Linked DNA regions of Mus musculus: region 2 is linked to region 1. A link is a loop called in an ENCODE intact Hi-C map of the cell type or tissue named here. Cell type or tissue: heart. All regions are shown on one strand. Links, peaks and the distances in the headings refer to the core of each region. The heading gives the core; the rest is flanking DNA. Region 1 holds the start of Ppfibp1 (PTPRF interacting protein, binding protein 1 (liprin beta 1)). Region 2 overlaps Ppfibp1 (PTPRF interacting protein, binding protein 1 (liprin beta 1)).

Region 1 (2,908 bases), core at 228-2,727:
GGAGTCTGGGTCCCATTGCAGTTCCCTGAATGGAGCGTATGGTATTATTGGAGTAGTTCCGGGGTGTGGGGTCCCACGAAAATTCCCTAACTGAAGTCTGTGGTGTGGTGGAGACTCTGGGGTGTAGGGTCCCAGAACACTTCTGTAATTGGAGTTCTGTGGTATCAGAGTCTATGGTGTGGTGGGAGGACAAGTGTGAAATGGGCTCACACTGTCCTGAATGAGTCTGTGGCGTGGTGAGATACCCACTGTGTAAAACTGTGCGCATGTCCCTGACTAGAGTTCCATGGTACTAGGATTCTGGGGTGTTCGGGTCCCAGCACATTTCCCTGACTGGAGTCTGTGGTGTGGTGGGGAGTCCAGGAGTGAGCTGGAAGCACACTTCTCTGACTGGAGGCTGTGGTGTGGTGGGGATTCTGAGGCGTGGGGTCCCAGCACACTTCACTGATTGGAGTTCTGTGATTCAGAGTCTATGGTATGGTGAGGGGACGAGTATGAGATGGGCTTATACTACCCTGGCTGGAGACTGTGGGTGTGTAAGGGGTCGGGGAGTCCGGGTGTGAGCTGGGAGCACACTTCCCTGGCTGCAGGCTGTGGAGGGAAGTCTGGATGTGAGCTGGGAACACACTTCCCTAACTGGAGTCTGGGGGGGGGGGTGCTGGGGGGGGTAGACCGGGTGTGAACTGGGAGCACATCTCCCTGACTGGAGACTGTGGTGTGAAGGAGAGACCGGGTGTGAGCTGGGAGCACACTTCCCTGACTGGAGTCTGTGGAGGGGAGTCTGGGTGTGAGCTGGGAGCACACTTCCCTGACTGGAGTCTCTGGGGGAGTCCGAGCACACTTCCCTGACTGGAGTTCTGTGCTGTGGGGAGTCCGGGTGAGGGAACCGAGGACCCAGACGAGCCCTTCCTGTCACCCCGAAGCTGCTGCCCCCCACTCACTAGAGATCCCCGAGAACGCGGGCGCGGGTCGCAGAAGGAACCGCCCGCGGCTGGCTTACCTGAGGCGGAGGGCCGCCGAGCTCCACAAGTTGCAGTTCCGCCTCCCGGGACCCGCCCGGCTGCCAGATCGCCACTCTCGACGCGGCCGCCCCCGCGCCCTACACGGCGACAGGAGCCGGGGCCGGAGCACAGCGCCCGGCTGACATCACCGCCGCCCAGGTGCCGCCTCCCCTCGGTCCTCCTCGTCCCACCGCCCCGCCCCTCCCCCGGCGGGAACCAGCCCCAGGGGCGGAGGGGGCGGGGCCTCGCGCTTGCGGCCCGCTGATTGGCCGGGCGCGCGGTCACTCCGAGGCGGCGCCTGGTCTCCCACATTCCTGGCCGAGCCCAGCGGAGCTGGGAGTGGGCGTCGGTGGGGAGCGCGCCCGGTCCGCTGCGGTCCGTAGGGCGCGGATAAAGGGCTGCGCTGAGCCGGGCGGTCGCTCGCAGCTCTTCCCGGGTCAGAAGCGACGCTCATCCCGAAAGAACGCCTCTGTGTCGCGGACCGAGCGGACGTGGCGGGCGGGGAGCCCCGCGGATAAAGTAAAAGGCCCCGGAGGGGAAACTGAGGACTTACAGAGACTGAGCGGACGAGGATCCCAGAGGTGGCCACCCTAGTTCCGCGTGGTCATCTAGCGGCGCTCAACCACGTGGCTGCTTTTGCATTTAGTAACGAGACAAAAATAAAAATAAAAAGACACGCAAGCTTCCAGAGAAATAAAATGAACTCTCCAGAGGGAGGGGGTAAATGTTTTACTATTTATATTTTTTCGAGGTTTTCCCCCCCTCTCCCCCCCCCCGCTGTGACACATATCAAGGCTGGTCTTCAAATTGTTATCTTTTTACCTTAGCCTTCCTAATAGCTGAGGTTACAGGCCCACACTCAGCAATAACCTGCTTTTTAAAGATTTTTTATTATTATTTTTGTTGGAGTTTGTTGTTGTTGTTTGTCCTGTCGTGAAACTGTGTGTGGACCAGACTGGTCTTGAACAGCTATCTGCCTGCCTCCGCCTCAAACTATTCAAATCAAAGATGTGTACCACCACACCCAGCTATTTTTGTTATTTTGTTTAATTATGTGTAGTATGTGTGTGTACCCATGGAGGCTAGAAGCATTGAATTCTCCCAGTTGTGAGATAGGGGCTGTGGGCTGAACTCAAGTGTTTCTGCAAAAAGAGCAGAAGAGGTTAACTGTTTGGCCATCTCTTCAGGCCCTATGCTGAACTTTTTAAGTCCCATAAGGCTTCTGTTTTGATGCACAACTGAAAAGGGAGAACCCTCACAACTGAGTTCAAACCACATGATAATAATTACTGTTGAACCAATTGCAGTGACTGAGCTAACAATTAAGAATTAACTACTATTTACCCTCTGGTGGATATCAGCTGTGTAATCCTCTTGGCTGCAAAGTCAGGGAGATTCTCAGGAGCCCTTCTTTCAGTTTCCCCTGTCAGACCCAGAACTGAACTGAATAATGAAAAGCAGCTTTATGGATACAGAATATGATTAGTTTCTGTTAGCTTTTTGTTGGCTATGAGCCTCCCCAGCCCCCACCGCCGCCGCTGCCACCACCCTGGGGAACGGAAGGTGGTGTGTTTGTGTATGTGTTGACTGGGGGGTTTGATTTTAGTTTTCTTGAGACAGATTCTTAAGTAGCTGAAGCTATCCTTGAACTCACTATGTAACATAGGCCAGCCTTGAACTCAGGAACCTTCTTCCACTAATCCCAGATGCTGGGATTAAGGTGTGTGACATGTGACTTTTCAGCTGGCTTTATTGTGTGTTCTTTGATTAATGACGTCGCACATTCGCCATTCTACCACAATGGATTCACAATGTCCCTCATTGTGTCCCATATGCTCTTCCCAGCCCACCTGTCCATGGGAAGTAAACTGATTTTAACATAAGGAGTCAAAGCCTCAGCAAGGTCC
Region 2 (2,908 bases), core at 312-2,811, 74 kb before region 1:
CGGGGCTACAGAGATGGCTCAGTGATTGAGAGCGTGAGTTTTTCTTGAAGAGGACCCACGTGGAGTTCTCAGCACCCAAGTCAGCAAGCTCATAATCACCCGTAGCTCCAGCCACAGGGAACTGAAGGCTCTCGTCTGGGCTCCACAGGCACTTGTGCGCACATGTGCACATACCTACACAAAGACACATCTATACATACACGTTAAAAATAAAAATAAATCTCTAATAAATTTTAAAAATCTTTCCACTAACCAAGAGCATCAATTCCTCCCCTCAATCAGTACATGGATGTTTTGTGTTTTCCTCAATGAAACAAATGATCACTCTCGATTATTGAATATAAATCTTCAAAGCTTCTACTTCAAATTAAGTGTAAAAATATTTATGAACCTGGTTACATAGCTGTTGTTTGTTTAAGTGAAACCTGTCATAGTCGATTTTCATTGTTGTTGTTGTTGTTCTAATTTCTCCCAGGACCAGATCTCTGTGATTTCAGGCTCTACTTCCCTTCCTTTCCTACTGGTCTGAAATTATCACCAGGTTGAGAATGAATAGAAAAGTCTGCAGGCAGCCTCTTGCTTTTGCCACCTGTGACAACCGAGCCATCTGGACAAGCAAGTGGGTCCTTGATAAGCCAGGAGTAGTTTAGAAGAGCCATAGCCCAGGGCTCTCGTTTGCAGGAGAGGAGATAACCTGATTTGGAATTCCTGTTCAGCTCACCATGTATCCAGAACTTGTTGTAGGTCCTGGTGTGTAGACACAAGTGAGAGAAGTCTTAGGCTTAGACAATGGTGAGAGGGAAACTGAAGGCTGAACAGTACAAATCTGTGCTGAGACAGTCTTCCCAGAAGACAGGAAGGGAGACTGGCTCTAGAATAGTCACCTCAAGAGCTAAGATCTCAGGCCCAGGCCCAAGGAATAAAGCTGTATGAAAGGTATGGAGAAGGCAAGGGAGATGTCAGCCTGCTGAGAAGATGTCAGCCTGGGTGTTAGTTTGATAATTTATATTCTAAGAAAAAAAAAAAAGTCAGATGCAGGCAGGCCCATGAGAAACTGGAATTTAAGATAGGATCCTGTGAGCTTTGCTTCTTCAGAGGTTATCTTCGGGACCACTCAATCACCCCGTGGAGACTGAAAGCCATGGCCCCCTCCTAACAGCCCAACATCTGGGAAGCTCTGGAAGGTTTTCAGGCTATCAGCAAAGCTTAATGCAACTTAACTGTCAGGGTTAGCCCTTAGCCTCCCCGACTAGCAGCAGAGCCTCTGAGTATCTGATATTTCTCTGGAGAGTAAGGTCCCAGGCCTGTTTCTTCTCAGATACAAGCAGGCTCAAGGTCTAAATAATCTCATGAGAGGCACAACGTGAGGGAGGAAACCCACATTTAAAGGCAAATTCTGATGGCTAATCTTACTGCATATCAGTTTTATTAAAATACATGGCTTGCTCCTTTGAGGGTTGGCCACGCTGTGGCAGTAAAGCACATCATAAAAGCACTAGGGGAAAATGACTGTCACTCATTACATCTCATTTTAGCAGCAAATGAGCCAGTAGGGTAAAGTACATGCAAGCTGACTTTGGTTCCAGAGGAGAATTCTCCAAGAAGCAACTTTCTCCTAAGAGACTGAAAGAGGCAGGGTGGGAACGTAAGCTAAGCAAAGATCCTCGGCTGTAGCGAATGCCTTGTTTAGAAAGTACTTAGTGGGGTAGAGTCAGTGACTGTCAAACAGCAACAGAGAGCAACCTCTGCCTGGGGAAATGCATGTATTCCCTGTACAGCAGAGAGGCTTCAATATTCTACTTCACCTCAACAGTAATGGTTACAGCAGCCTTTTATACAAGAAAAGGACTCTGGGCCCCTTTCCCTCTTCAATGCTACAGGTCTAGTACGGTCTGGATGACAGGTGATGTTAACAGGGAGGAATGTTACCCATCCTGCCTAAACTCCATTTCCTGCAGGCATGACAGTTTAAATTATTAAAACACAGTTTTATTGAAACAATATTTTAGAATATTTGTCAGGGGAGACAAAACCTGACTAACCCAACAGAAGGGAGAAATGATTTAGTGTTGCCTGGTCTCTGGCTGGGAAAACAAAACATAGTTGTTATCTCAGTGCCCAGGACTGAGACAGTGGGCACCAGTGACACAAACATGATGCACTTAGCGATGAGGAATGGGGTGCATTTAAAAGCATAGCTGAGGTACAGACTAGGGCAGGTGCCAAGAGCTGTAGAGAGAGGGACTTTGTGACAGATATCCGGAACAGCCAAAGACATGGGAGAGTGCAGAAGGGAAAACAAACACATCCCACTTCTTGACAGCATCACAGACAGCATCCAAACAGCTGAGAGATCTGCCAGAAAAGGCAGCTGTGAACTCTTGGGATGAACAGTCCATCTAAAGCATTGGAGGGCTGAAAATGTCAACAGTACACAGCCAAACGAGGCTCCTGTGCTTGACAAGGAATACGCAAGAAAGGTGGAGCTGAAACAACACATCAAGCAACGATACAACAAGCATTAAAAAACACAGCACAATCATCAAGCGAGACTGTGATAAGCTCGGAGCTTAGACTGCATTAGATCTTCCACCAAACACAAGACCAAGAGTGGTGCTGACTGTAGAAACCAGCACCACGGCATTCTGTGGGTCCAGAAAGGGAGCAAAACTCAGTCAACTTAGAATTTTTTTTCTGGGTTTATGGAAGACTCCCAAACAAGCCTGCTATCTCTGTGAAGCTAACTTCATCACAGTCTGTGATGAGCTCAACTGTGTCTCCCCCAAAAGTTGTATATTGAAGTCCCAACTCTCACAAACTCAGAATGTGTCCTTATATGGACACAGAATCTTCAAAGAACTAATTCAGGTTAAATGAAACCTTTAGGGTGAGACCTAACCCAATCTGA

Evidence for each region. Peaks named below come from ENCODE experiments on the same cell type or tissue, not always from the same donor. Only the 100,000 strongest peaks of a DNase experiment are listed, where the experiment ranks them.
Region 2: it touches region 1 in a loop (2.0-fold over the local background); 8 of 42 quality-filtered maps call a loop at or near these places.

What each region holds. Positions count from the first base shown.
Region 1 is chr6:146,886,776-146,889,683 of GRCm38, reverse strand. It overlaps Ppfibp1 (PTPRF interacting protein, binding protein 1 (liprin beta 1)), which reads right to left and starts at 1,190. Exons shown (of 31, transcript NM_001355728.1): 1 at 1,001-1,190. In heart, for the core only: no CTCF peak of the experiment used is centred there; DNase peaks (open chromatin) are centred at 343 and 1,233; H3K4me3 peaks cover 1,747 bases; H3K27ac peaks cover 1,811 bases.
Region 2 is chr6:146,960,580-146,963,487 of GRCm38, reverse strand. The region is part of intron 2 of Ppfibp1 (PTPRF interacting protein, binding protein 1 (liprin beta 1)); the gene reads right to left. Among named protein-coding and RNA genes, the nearest start is that of 1700034J05Rik, 7.6 kb to the right of the region's middle. In heart, for the core only: a CTCF peak has its summit at 1,460; a DNase peak (open chromatin) is centred at 2,327; H3K27ac peaks cover 1,814 bases.